2 separate regions of the Homo sapiens genome follow, and region 2 is linked to region 1. Evidence: chromatin contacts called from ENCODE Hi-C or POLR2A ChIA-PET data. All regions are on one chromosome and are shown on one strand. The core of a region is the stretch at or near the end of the contact, and the rest is flanking DNA. Distances in the headings are between cores, read along the strand shown. Region 1 overlaps MAST2 (microtubule associated serine/threonine kinase 2). Region 2 overlaps AKR1A1 (aldo-keto reductase family 1 member A1).

The links. Hi-C counts contacts between places; a loop is a spot of excess contacts on that map. ChIA-PET counts read pairs that join two places held with the same protein, here RNA polymerase II (POLR2A). Pooled maps may share reads with other maps.
Region 2: a loop to region 1 is called in a pooled map, with 3 times the contacts of the local background. The contact joins two enhancer-like sites. A Hi-C loop is called at or near these places in 3 of 168 maps with a recorded cell type or tissue (K562, MCF 10A and mammary epithelial cell) and 11 of 50 pooled maps. POLR2A ChIA-PET finds 5 or more read pairs at or near these places in 2 of 52 experiments (AG04450 and PC-9).

What each region holds. Positions count from the first base shown.
Region 1 is chr1:45,881,342-45,887,607 of GRCh38, forward strand. MAST2 (microtubule associated serine/threonine kinase 2) reads left to right here. Exons shown (of 29, transcript NM_015112.3): 4 at 1,023-1,054. The region is part of intron 2 of LOC105378694 (a long non-coding RNA gene); the gene reads right to left. Among named protein-coding and RNA genes, the nearest start is that of MAST2, 81 kb to the left of the region's middle. Within about 2 kb of position 3,624, at least 2 of the 41 ENCODE cell types and tissues checked have a DNase peak (open chromatin) inside an H3K27ac peak, as active enhancers do.
Region 2 is chr1:45,563,292-45,569,778 of GRCh38, forward strand. AKR1A1 (aldo-keto reductase family 1 member A1) reads left to right here. Exons shown (of 9, transcript NM_153326.3): 3 at 3,278-3,397; 4 at 3,578-3,729; 5 at 4,691-4,886; 6 at 5,194-5,393; 7 at 5,636-5,708; 8 at 5,852-5,938. Among named protein-coding and RNA genes, the nearest start is that of AKR1A1, 16 kb to the left of the region's middle. Within about 2 kb of position 3,623, at least 8 of the 41 ENCODE cell types and tissues checked have a DNase peak (open chromatin) inside an H3K27ac peak, as active enhancers do.

The DNA of each region.
Region 1 (6,266 bases), core at 2,374-4,873:
CAGTTTTCATAATGTTGGCTGATGTCAACAGAGGAATACATATAATATAATACCATGTATATATAATTTTAAAACATGTAAAACAATACTACTAATTTTTTACAAATCCAAAAACACGTATTGAAAATATTTAAAAAATTAAGAATAGTTGTTAATTTAGGACTGGTGGGAGGTGGGACTTGATACACTTGGAAAGCAAGTCACAGGGGCCCCAGCTGTTATCGTAAAGGTTATTTCTTATGCCAGTGGTGTGTGAAGTCATCTCTTTGTTATATTATTAACTATACTACTTTATTTGTCTAAAATATTTTCTAGTTATCACCCACTGCCCCTAATCCTATTTCATTCCTTCTGTATGCTTGCCACTAATGCCCTTTACAATTCAGCAGCAGTTAATGGCTGGCCTAGAGTGCCTGTAATCTACACTGGGGAGATGGTTCCATCTAGTGGGAAAAATGTTGCATGTATTCTATGAGACATTCCTTTTAGGAAGGAAGGATAAAGAAGTAATAGTTTGCCTGAGTGCTTTTATTTCACAAAAATTTAAGAGACAGGCTGGGCATGGTGGCTCACACCTGTAATCCCAGTACTTTGGGAGGCCGAGGCGGGCGGATCACGAGGTCAGGAGATCGAGACCATCCTGGCTAACACGGTGAAACCCCGTCTCTACTAAAAAAAAAAAAAAAAAAAAAAAAAAAAAATTAGCCAGGCGTGGTGGCGGGTGCCTGTAGTCCCAGCTACTCAGGAGGCTGAGACAGGAGAAAGGCGTGAACCTGGGAGGTGGAGCTTGCAGTGAGCCAAGATTGCGCCACTGCACTCCAGCCTGGGAGACAAAATGAGACTCCGTCTCAAAAAAAAAAAAAAATAAATAAAATTTAAGAGGCAAAGAAAAAGTTGTTATTTAGAAATATGTGGCCTTTTCCATTATTAAGATAATGCTGTGAATTTCCTAGGACATTTAGGTAGACCAACAGGACTCAGATGGGTTCTTATTTCTAACTTGCATATGTTTTGTTTTTCAGAAGGAGTTGAGCCTTCCAAGAAGAGGCAGCTTGTAAGTAGATGATTATTACCATTATGATTATGATCTCCTACTTAGGAACCCCTCTTGGGAACATTTCCCACTATCATGTGGAGGAATCCCGCTCAGTACACAATTTCTTTCTGTGTACTCCTATCTGAGCTAGGGAAGCCAGCAGGCCAACTGACTTCTCCCACTAGGTCAGATCTTCCCCTCCTCCCCATTCCTCCCGACCTCCAAACCTCTTCCCTCTCAGTTTCTACATAGCATTCTGGGAAAGTTACAACTTAAATATTCATCACAGTCTTATACTTGTGCTTTGGGATTTACTGAGTTTTCGTAGACTCAAGCTAAGGAAGTAGGAATATTAAAATGGAAACCCTTTGCATTTACATCTATCCGGTAACATGGTATGAGGAGAAGACCAACTTTTCTGATAAGTTGAGGCAAGGCCAGCTAAGTTTGGAGACTATGTTGAATGGAATAGGTTCCCAACCTGTTTGGTTTTTTTCTGGCTTCAGGGTTAGGGGAGATTAATAAATAGTCTTTGCCCCTGGATTTTAATTTCTTAAATTCTCTTGGACTGCTTTTCCTCTAGGAATTCTGTTGGGGCAGTATTAGAAATTTGGCCAATCAGAATCTCCTGGAATGTTTGTTAAAGTGCAGAGTGTGAACTTAATGCATTAAAATCTCTGTGTTGGGGCCCAAAAACCTGTACTGTATATACCTAAAACATACTCATATTTACCATGATTTACTAGTAAAGTCACATCTGGGGAACCCTAAGGAAATAGAGCTGTGATAAAACAATGGCTTTTAAACTTTTCCTTAACAAAAAAAGAGATGTAATTAAGGAGGAGATCACAACAGCATTCATATTTATTAAGTATACTTTATATACACATCATATGCAATTTTTAAATGTTTAAATGAAACATGTAGTAATTCTTTCTGTTACTGTCCATTTTAGGATTTTGTTTTGTGAAAAATGCTCTAGTGATTAAATTTTCCTCTGAGGTTTTTGTGAAGCCTTTTGGGCTGTTTACGAAAACTTATTTTGGTTTGATATGAAGAGGCTTGAGTCAGAAAACTCATAAGGTTCAGTCTTGACCATGCCATTTAACTAGCTTTGTAAACCTAGACAAATCACTTTATCTTCTTAAACCTCAGTTGCCTTATCTATAAAATGAAGATAATGTTACCTGTGTTTTCTTCTTACTAAGCCTGTTAGAAGGATCACTTAATATATGTATAGTGCTTTATTACTTATAGTTTAATTTTAATATATATTAGTTTTAGAATTCTTAATGGGTTAAATTTGGATGAATTCTATTATTTAAGAGGCACATTTTAAATTTTAAATTCAGTTTCTAGCAGTGGATATTCAGTCTAGCTTCACAAGTGTCCTGAGTCTTCTGTAAATGGCAAGGGCTCTACCAGGACTCTTAGAGGAATGAGACACCAAATAGGTATGCATAACTGAAAAGGAGTAGCTTTTCAGCATCATAGTCAGGAAATATTTGTACTTGGTCATTTTTCTACTATTTCTGCCCCCCCCGCTTTTTTTTGGTTGCTTCTATTTGAAAACTGCCTGAGATTTGCCTTTTCTTAGTATTAAGTGAAATAAATTAAGGCCTGAGACAGGTAGCTTCTTGCAGAAATGTGTGTCCTCAATGAATGGAGTTGCTGGGAAGAAGGAGAAGGAGGAGTATTCTTATTTTTATTTTATACCAGAATAATTTTTTGGTCATTTTAGTGATATCTAAAGTTAGGCCTACTCTAACTGCCTTAAAAACGTTTAATTAATAAGGATCAGAAATAGATTTTCCCTCCTCTTTTTTGATAAAGTAACTCACATTTAAACAATTGATCACTCAGTAAATACACAGTAATATCTACTCTGGGTCAGGTGCGGTGGCTCACACCTATAGTCCCAGCACTTTGGGAGGCTGAGGTAGGTGGATCACCTGAGGTCAGTAGTTCGAGACCAGCCTGACCAATATGGTAAAACCCTGTCTCTACTAAAAATAAAAATAAAAATTAGCCGGGCGTCATGGCGTGCGCCTGTAGTCCCAGTTACTCAGGGGGCTGAGACAGGAGAATTGCTTGAATCCAGGAGACGGAGGTTGCAGTGAGCTGAGATCATGCCACTGCACTCCAGCCTGGGCGACAGAGTGATGCGCCGTCAAAAAATAAATAAATAAATAAATAAAAAAGCCTACTCTGTGCTGGGTAGAGTGATCTAAGTTCTGAGGCTGTTAAGATTCAATTAGATAAATTCTTCTCTTTTGAAGAGCTTACACTTAAGTAAGCCAGAAGTTCTTCAGTTCTTTAATATAAACAATATCCTTTCTTATCTTTAACATTAGAGGAGTCGAAAAAGTTTTGTTCTGGAAGGAAGCAAGGAAACATGGGTACTAATATAGGCTTTGCCACTAACAAATTATGTGTGGCTTTAAAACAGGAGCTCCCACTTCTGGACCTGAATTGCCATACTTGTAAAATGAAGGGATTGGCTACCTGATCTCTATGCTTAGTCATCTCCCCAAACAGTTAAAGTTCCATGGTACCTCTTGTACACAGAGCTGGGCAAGTCTTTGTAGGGAGTGTGCAGTAGGAGGCAAAGTACTGCTTAGCATTTGTAGTAAAGAAAACAGGTAAGAACCACAAAACAAATATTTGAATAAGTTTAATTACTACAAAATTTGTTGTGTGGAAAAACTGATGTTAATAAAATGAGTGACTTACCATTTGCTCCACTGTTTCTCGTCCTCATAGCCTGATCTGGAAAATTTTTAAAGTTTCTATAATTGTCATTTAAGTCTTGGTCAGAAGGAGGGGGCATCATATTTGTGTCCCTGTTTGCCTTTCTTAGAATGGTTCTCCCAAGAGCGAATCCTATGGTGTGCTCATTCCAGGTTATAAAGGCCCGTTTCCTCTGATATATCCTTCATGGACATAGAGAAATTTAGAATTTGCCTCTAGTTTGGTGTTCTTGTCCTTTGAGAGAGCGTTTTTGTTAATTAATTTTTGAGGCTTTCAATTGCTGTGCTTTTCACGTAATATGTTAGTTGCATTAAAATGGACAGGAACTCAAATATGAGTTTCTAGACTTATGTGACAACTTGGCATTATACAAAATACACATTCTTCCACTCAACAAGTAATTCCTCCAAAGTCTCCAAATTGGTAAGTGGAAGTATAGCATAAAAATTAACAGCTTGGGTTTGCAAGTCAGGCAGATGTGGGTTTCAGTCACGGCACTATTACTTACTAGATGTTTTTTGGTAAAATCAGTTACTATATTTTTGTCTTTTTGCCTCCATTCACTTTGTCATTTGCTCAAATCTTTCCATCCATGCATCCATCATACTATATTATTTTAGTTCCAGTTAGGTGTAGGCACTATTCTAGATACTGGAGATACAGTAGTGAATAAAGCAGACAAGGTCCCTGTGCTCATGGAGTTTCCATTCTACTTAAGAGAGACAAAAACATGTATGATATGCCATATGGTACTTACTGCTATGAAGAAAAATAAAGCCAGATATCAGAGAGGAGGATGTGTGTTTCTGTGGGGGTGAGGGTTTAAATTTTAAATTTTAAATTGAATTGTCTAGGCTGGGTGTGGTGGTTCACACCTGTAATCCGAGCACTTTGAGAGACTAAGGCAGGAGGATCGCTTGAGTTCAGGAGTTTGAGAACAGCCTGGGCAACATAGTGAGACCCTGTCTCTACAGAAAAATTTTAAAAATCAAAAAATTTTGTATTGTCCAGGAATTTTCTCATTAAGGCAACATTTGAGCAGAGAACAGGAGTCTGGAATGAGTGATACTGAGATAGAGATAGATCGATAAATATATATGTATATATTATATATATTTATATACTTATATAAGTATACATATATATTTATATATTGTATACATATTTATATATGTATCTATAAGTACACACACACACACACACACACACACACACACACATTTATAGTGACATTGGTCAGATTAGGGAAGAGAGCTGTTACATTCTAATACGCAAAATGCAAACATCATCTATGCCTGCCACGATAAGGGCTTTATTGGGGCAAGGTGGTTATGAAAGTTCTTTTGGCCTGGCTCATACCATTTATTTTAGATGTAGCTTCCTGAAACTAAATCATTTTCATTTTTAGAAAGCTATTTCATATTTAAACCCATCTGGGTATTTTTTTAATGCATTAAAAATGTAGTTTAGAATATCAGACCTAAGGGAGTTGATAACTTTGTTCAAAGTACAATATCTGTGAAAAGAAGATTTTGAAGTTCTAAAGTTACTTGTATCTGTTTACCCAGGCTAGAAGGGTTTTATATTTTACTTTTTCATAATTGAAGCAGCTCTGAATGGCTTTTCTTGCCCAATGCTATAGTGGGGGCCTCTTTTTGATGATTCCTTTCAAATAGGATTGTTTCTTTTGCTGTTGTTGTTATTTTGTTTGTTTTTGTGACAGGGTCTCATTCTTTAGCCTAGGCTGGAGTGCAGTGGCGCAGTCTCAGCTCACTGCAGCCTGGTCCTCCCTGGCCTCAGGAGATCTTCCCATCACAGCCTCCTGAGTAGCTGGCACCACAGGCACCTGCCACCACATCTGGCTAATTTTTGTATTTTTTGTAGAGATGGGGTTTCACTATGTTACTCAGGCTGGTCTGGAACTCCTGAGCTCAAGCTATCTGCCTACCTTGGCTTCCCAAAGTGCTTAGATTACAGGCATGAACCACAATGCCTGGCGACTGTTTATTTTGTTTGTGAATTTCAGCACCAGTACCTAGACCCTGCATTTGGGAGCTTAATGTAAATAATGCTTATGTCTCCAGTTACCCTGAAAGTAAAGCTTTTCTAATACCCATTAGGCTTAAGATAATTTTCCTCATATTTCATGAAATGTCTTGCTTTATTTCTTAGAGGCTATGAGCAGTCAATTGAGATAACAGACTGTAGGAGTGGAGAGGTAGCTGTTGGTTGCATTCATCATGGGGTATGTGTATATGTGTGTGTTGATATTATTGGCATTGCTGGCTTGTAGTCTTTAGAGCCCTTGGGGATAGTTAACCTTTTATTTTGTCAGCTTATTCATTTGGGCAGTGGACTTAGATACCAGATATTGGATGAAAGTTAATGTCTGGTGTCTGCAGTGATAGGCACTGCATAGTGGGCAGGGAGGAGTTCCTGGGCCCCAGGGATGTGATGTGTCAAACTTTGTTCCTATGAA
Region 2 (6,487 bases), core at 2,373-4,872, 320 kb before region 1:
TGGGAGGCTGAGGCATTAGAATTGCTTGAACCTGGGAGGCAGAGGTTGCAGTGAGCCAAAATTACGCCACTGCACTCCAGCCTAGGCAACAGAGCAAGACTCCGTCTAGGGGGAAAAATTAAGGAAAAAAAGTTAAAAAACAATTAGATTCTATTGGACAAGTTACAGATGGAGGTGATTATACACTCATGTGACCTTTTAATATGTAACCACTTAAGCTGGGTGTGGTGGCTCATGCCTGTAATCCCAGCACTTTGGGAGGCTGAGGCAGGCGGATCACCTGAGGTTGGGAGTTCGAGACCAGCCTGACCAACACGGAGAAACCTCATCTCTACTAAAAATGCAAAATTAGCCAGGCGTGGTGGTGCATGCCTGTAATCCCAGCTACTCAGGAGTCTGAGGCAGGAGAATCACTTGAATCCGGGAGGCGGAGGTTGCAGTGAGCCGAGATCGTGCCATTGCACTCCAGCCTGGGCAACAAGAGCAAAACTGCGTCCCAAGAAAAATAATAATAAAATAAATAAGTAACCACTTAAAAATATAAATGTAGTTCTTAACTCAAGAACTGTTAAAGTTGATAATTGACTGACCCCTGGTGTAGACCATCCCAGCTGAGGGGAGTCTGGGAATATGGACCTGCTCTCTCAGGGTGGACGTAGCTATGAGATTTGGCTCCTGCCTGGAATGGGGCATTTCCCCAGGGCTTCTTCCTTCTTCCTTGGAAATCTTGAGTCAGAGTGAAGAGAAGTTTGGGGATTAAGTTTCAGAGAAGCCCCAGCAGAGAGAACAGATTCTTCTATCTGGGATTTAGACTGATGTTTGTGGTGTGCTTGGATGACCTGTGTCTCTTTTCCCTTTTGCTTTCTTTCCTATAGCTGCCAAGGAGCCTGGAGCCAGGGTCCCTGTGCTTTAGGCAGGCACTTCTCACAGCCTCGGAGAAGTCCAGGAGCTAGGTCAAGGCAGAGGGTTGGGGGCCACAGACAAGGCCAAGGCGGGGCATGGAACAGCAGGGGTCAGATGTTAGGGGAAGTACGTCGGCACCCGGGTGGGGATCTTGAATACTATGTCAGGCACCCACAACAAGAGCTTTGGGTGCTTTGTGTCTAGGGCCGGGTACCCTTGTTTCTGCTGCTGATGCCGTGTTTCCAGTCTGGATTTTAGCAAAATTAACTGACCCATCCTTCTATCTGATGCCTGTTTTCTTCTCTCTCATTAGGGAGTTCTGGGTCCAGCTTTTAGCCCACTTATCTGCCTCCAGCTTTCAGCCTACTTATCTGCCTTCCTTAATCTTTTCCCCCTTCTAACCTCTTTTGCTGGCCTGTGCTCCCAGAGTTCCCAGAGTCTGTCTACACAACTCCCTGTATGTCCTTGGCCTAGGAATTTTTTCCTGTGTTTCTCTAACCAGCTCCTTAGAACCTGGAACTTGTTTCCATGGTCTATACTTCTTTTCTCTATTTATCCATCTGTCTTCTGATTGAAAAAAAAAATTATTTATTTTTGAAAATTTTTAAATTTTTATTTATTTATTTATTTATTTAATTTTATTTTTGAGATGGAGTCTTGCTCTGTCGCCCAGGCTGGAGTGCAGTGGCGCAATCTCGCCTCACTGCAAGCTCCGCCTCCTAGGTTCACACCATTCTCCTGCCTCAGCCTCCTGAGTAGCTGGGACTACAGGCACCCCCTACCACGCCCAGCTAATTTTTTGTATTTTTAGTAGAGACGGTGTTTCACCGTGTTAGCCAGGATGGTCTCGATCTCCTGACCTCATGATCCACCCACCTCAGCCTCCCAAAGTGCTGGGACTACAGGCGTGAGCCACCACACCCAGCCATTTTTTTTTTTTTTTTTTTTTTTTTGAGAAGGAGTTTCACTCTTGTTGCCCAGGCTGGAGTGCAATGGCATGATCTTGGCTCACTGTAACCTCCACCTCCCAGGTTCAAGCGATTCTCCTGCCTCAGCCTCCCAAGTACCCGGGATTATAGGCATGCACCACCACGCCCAGCTAATTTTGTATTTTTAGTAGAGACGGGGTTTCTCCGTGTTGGTTAGGCTGGTCTCAAACTCCCGACCTCAGGTGATCCACCCACCTCGGCCTCCCAAAGTGCTGGGATTACAGGTGTGAGCCACCGCGCCTGGCTTTTATTTAAAAAAAAAAATTTGTTTTCAATTTTTTGTTGTTATTTTTTTTGTGTTTTTTTGAGACGGAGTCTCACTCTGTCTCGCCCAGGATGAAGTGCAGTGGCATGATCTCAGCTCACTGCAGCCTCCCCCGCCTGGGTTCAAGCGATTCTCCTATCTCAGCCTCCTGAGTAGCTGGGACTACAGGCATATGCCACCATGCACAGCTAATTTTTGTATTTTTAGTAGAGAAAAGAATTTCACCATGTTGGCCAGGCTGGTCTCAAACCCCTGACCTCAGGTGATTCACCTGCCTCTTCTTCCCAAAGTGCTGGGATTATAGGCGTGAGCCACCACGCCTGGCCTTAATTTTTTTTTTTTTTTTAAAGAGGTGGGGGTCTCACTATGTTGACTAGGCTGGTCTTGAACTTCTGCCTTCAAGCAATGCTCCCATGTCAGCCTCCCAGAGTCCTAGGATTACAGGCGTGAGCCACTGTGCTCAGCCTGAAAAAATATTTACTGAAGCCCTCTTTATGGTAGATGCCGGGAAAATATTGTTAGTTTTTGCTAGACCTTGCTGAGATGGCTTGGGTAGGAAGGCATCTTAGAGACTGGTTGGGGTGGGAGCAGAGCAAAGGGTTTGGAGCCTCTGAAGAGGCTTCTGGTCCCTTAGACTGAAACCATCTTCCATCTTTTTTTTTTTCTTTCTTTGTTTTGAGATGGAGTTTCGCTCTTGTTGCCGAGGCTGAAGTGCAGTGGCACAATCTCAGCTCACTGCAACCTCTGCCTCCTGGGTTCAAGTGATTCTCCTGCCTCAGCCTCCTGAGTAGCTGGGATTACAGGCACCTGCCACCACACCTGGCTAATTTTGTATTTTTAGCAGAGATGGGGTTTCACCATGTTGGCCAGGCTGACCTCCAGCTGGCCAGGCTGGTCTCGAACTCCTGACCTCAGGGGATCTGCCCACCTCAGCCTCCCAAAGTGCTGGGATTACAGGCGTGAGCCACCGCGCCCAGTTCATCTTCCATCTTTTCACCTCCACTGCATAGATGTGCCTGTTATATTTCTGAGCCCCCTTCCCCCAGCATTGACCTTGGGGTGGTGACAGTAGAAGGCTGAAACCAACATAGCTGAAACCTCTGCTTCTCTCACCTGGCAGGTAAAAGCAGCTGTTAAGTATGCCCTTAGCGTAGGCTACCGCCACATTGATTGTGCTGCTATCTACGGCAATGAGCCTGAGATTGGGGAGGCCCTGAAGGAGGACGTGGGACCAGGCAAGGTAAGGACTGGGGTTGTAAATAGAGGTGGGATAAGAGAACTTAGAAGCTGAAGCTAGGGCTGGGGCCCAGCTGGAGGGAATCTGGCATCAGCTTCCTTCCAGTTCCTCTCCCAGAGTTGAGGGTGGGTGAGACCACGTGCTCATGGCTCTTCTCACTGTGGGCCCTGCCCCCTGCACTAGGCGGTGCCTCGGGAGGAGCTGTTTGTGACATCCAAGCTGTGGAACACCAAGCACCACCCCGAGGATGTGGAGCCTGCCCTCCGGAAGACTCTGGCTGACCTCCAGCTGGAGTATCTGGACCTGTACCTGATGCACTGGCCTTATGCCTTTGAGTGAGCCTTGCCAGAGCCTCATCTGGGGAATCAGGGGGTTGAGCAGGATGGTGTTAGTAACTTATTGTAAGTCACAGCAGCAGAGCAGGATAGGAACACTCATTTGCATGCCAAGCTGAGGAGCTTGACATGGGATCTTAGCCTCTTCTGCTACAGCAGCTTAGCTGTAGCTACAGGAGTTTAACTCTGGAAAAAGGAAGGCAGTCTCACATGGTGTGTACCCCAGGGTATGCACCTGTAACCCTCCTGCTCCCTTTATTCATTTAGAAAAGGTGCTGACTTTTCTGTTGAGCACCTGGGGTTACAGTAATAAGTAAGTCTCAGCAGAAGATGTGAGAAGAGCTCACCATTAGTGCCGTGCCCTGTGCTGGAAGAAGGGTGGATAACTCCCTGAGGATGAGTTAAGGAAGACTTCCTAGGGGAGAGGAGATATCTACGTCTAGGAAGAGGAGGGGGCATAGGCATTCCATGTAAACTTAACACCTGGGTTACGATCTGGAAGGATGAAAAAGCATGGCTTTTTTTGGCCAGGCGCGGTGGCTCACGCCTGTAATCCCAGCACTTTGGGAGGCTAAGGCGGGCGGATCACGAGGTCAGGAGATCGAGATCATCCTGGCTAACACGGTGAAACCCCGTCTCTACTAAAAATACAAAAAATTAGCTGCGCGTGGTGGTGAGCGCCTGTAGTCCCAGCTACTGGGGAGGCTGAGGCAGGAGAATGGCGTGAACCCAGGAGGTGGAGCTTGCAGTGAGCTGAGATAGTGCCACTGCACTCCAGCCTGGGCGGTAAAGCGAGACTCCATCTCAAAAAAAAAAAAAAAGAAAAAGCATGGCTTTTTAAAAATTCTTGGCCCTTTGTCCTCTCTGGGATTGGAGTTTGGGACATAGAGTGGCTGGATGGGCAGGTAGGGTAGAAGCCTGGCATTTGTGTCCACACTTGGTGGGGCTGTCTCTCACTCAGGCGGGGAGACAACCCCTTCCCCAAGAATGCTGATGGGACTATATGCTACGACTCCACCCACTACAAGGAGACTTGGAAGGCTCTGGAGGCACTGGTGGCTAAGGGGCTGGTGCAGGCGCTGGGCCTGTCCAACTTCAACAGTCGGCAGATTGATGACATACTCAGTGTGGCCTCCGTGCGTCCAGCTGTCTTGCAGGTAAGGACAGCAAGCAGATGAGTGGTTTAGGGGTTGTCTGCTCAAGAGCATGAGGGAGCAGACGATGGATCTGCTTAAGGGAGATAGCTAGCAAGTTGTCAGAGTGTTGGTGCAGAAGTCCTCTGCATAAAGGTGGGCATTGAAGCAGTGGGAGAGAATGAAATTGCCGATGGGAAATGGTGAGAAAAGCAGGCTGAAGGGGAGTGGAGGAGTCAGCAATAGGGGGTGGTCCAGACATGCATGTCTGGGATGGGCCAAGCAAGCTGGGTGTCACCACTTCATGGTGATGGGTTATTCTTTGGCTCAGGTGGAATGCCACCCATACTTGGCTCAAAATGAGCTAATTGCCCACTGCCAAGCACGTGGCCTGGAGGTAACTGCTTATAGCCCTTTGGGCTCCTCTGATCGTGCATGGCGTGATCCTGATGAGCCTGTCCTGCTGGAGGAACCAGTAGTCCTGGCATTGGCTGAAAAGTATGGCCGATCTCCAGCTCAGATCTTGCTCAGGTATGGGGCAGTCTTAGGGAGAGGGCCCTGGGTTGGGAGGCAAGGGTTAAGGGATTTCTTATTTCAGTGTCTGGGTGAGGCTGAGGATCTTGCCTTGTGATCTGGAGGGAGGCCACTGTAGGCATATTTCCCATTTCAGCAGGGCTCAGGTGCTCCAGGAGCTTAGGGAAGCTGCATGGGGAACAAAATAGTGCTTATGAATACTGACCCCTTTTCCTCATCTGTCTAATCCCCCAACTTAGGTGGCAGGTCCAGCGGAAAGTGATCTGCATCCCCAAAAGTATCACTCCTTCTCGAATCCTTCAGAACATCAAGGTACTTGGTAATGGGTTCTATCTTCTTTAGCTCTTTGGGACATTTTCTTGGCCCTGACTCTACCTGGCTAAAAAGGCAGTGTTGTGGAACCCCAGCTTCTGCTCACAAAGCTGGCTTTCTTGAACCCCACTCTCCATCCTCAGGTGTTTGACTTCACCTTTAGCCCAGAAGAGATGAAGCAGCTAAATGCCCTGAACAAAAATTGGAGATATATTGTGCCTATGCTTACGGTGAGGATGTATCAGCCTCCTAGACTTGGGGAATGTGAGATTTGGGGTGGGATTCTGGCCCAGGTGTGACCTAAGGCTTGCTGGTTGTGAGAAGGACACAATGTTGTGGGTGGGATTGCTATGCTGGACATAGTGCCCTCATTTCTCTTTATTGAGCTCAGGGAAGTAGTATGGCTCAGGGATAAGGCATATAACCTGTGAGTCCCAGTCCTGCTTCTTGATATCTTGTAACCTAGAGCAAGTTATTAAACTTCTCCAAGCCTCAGCTTCCTATGTGTAAAATGAGCCCAGTTCCTGACATGTAGTAGATTCTCAGTAAATGATATGAGGAGAGCCCAGAAGGCGTTGTTGACCTCACTCGAGGGATTGGGGTTGGGAGGGAAGTCGGCTGTACTTAGGGAAATAAATGGTTCCTGGCCTCTTGATCTCAGTTCAGACTGCAAACTCTTAGGGGCAGGGGTAGCTACATATCAGGCTATGGGTTTGGTGCTAGAATGGTGTTGATACTGTGGTGTTCTCTGAGGATGGGGATCCCAGCCAATGCCATCT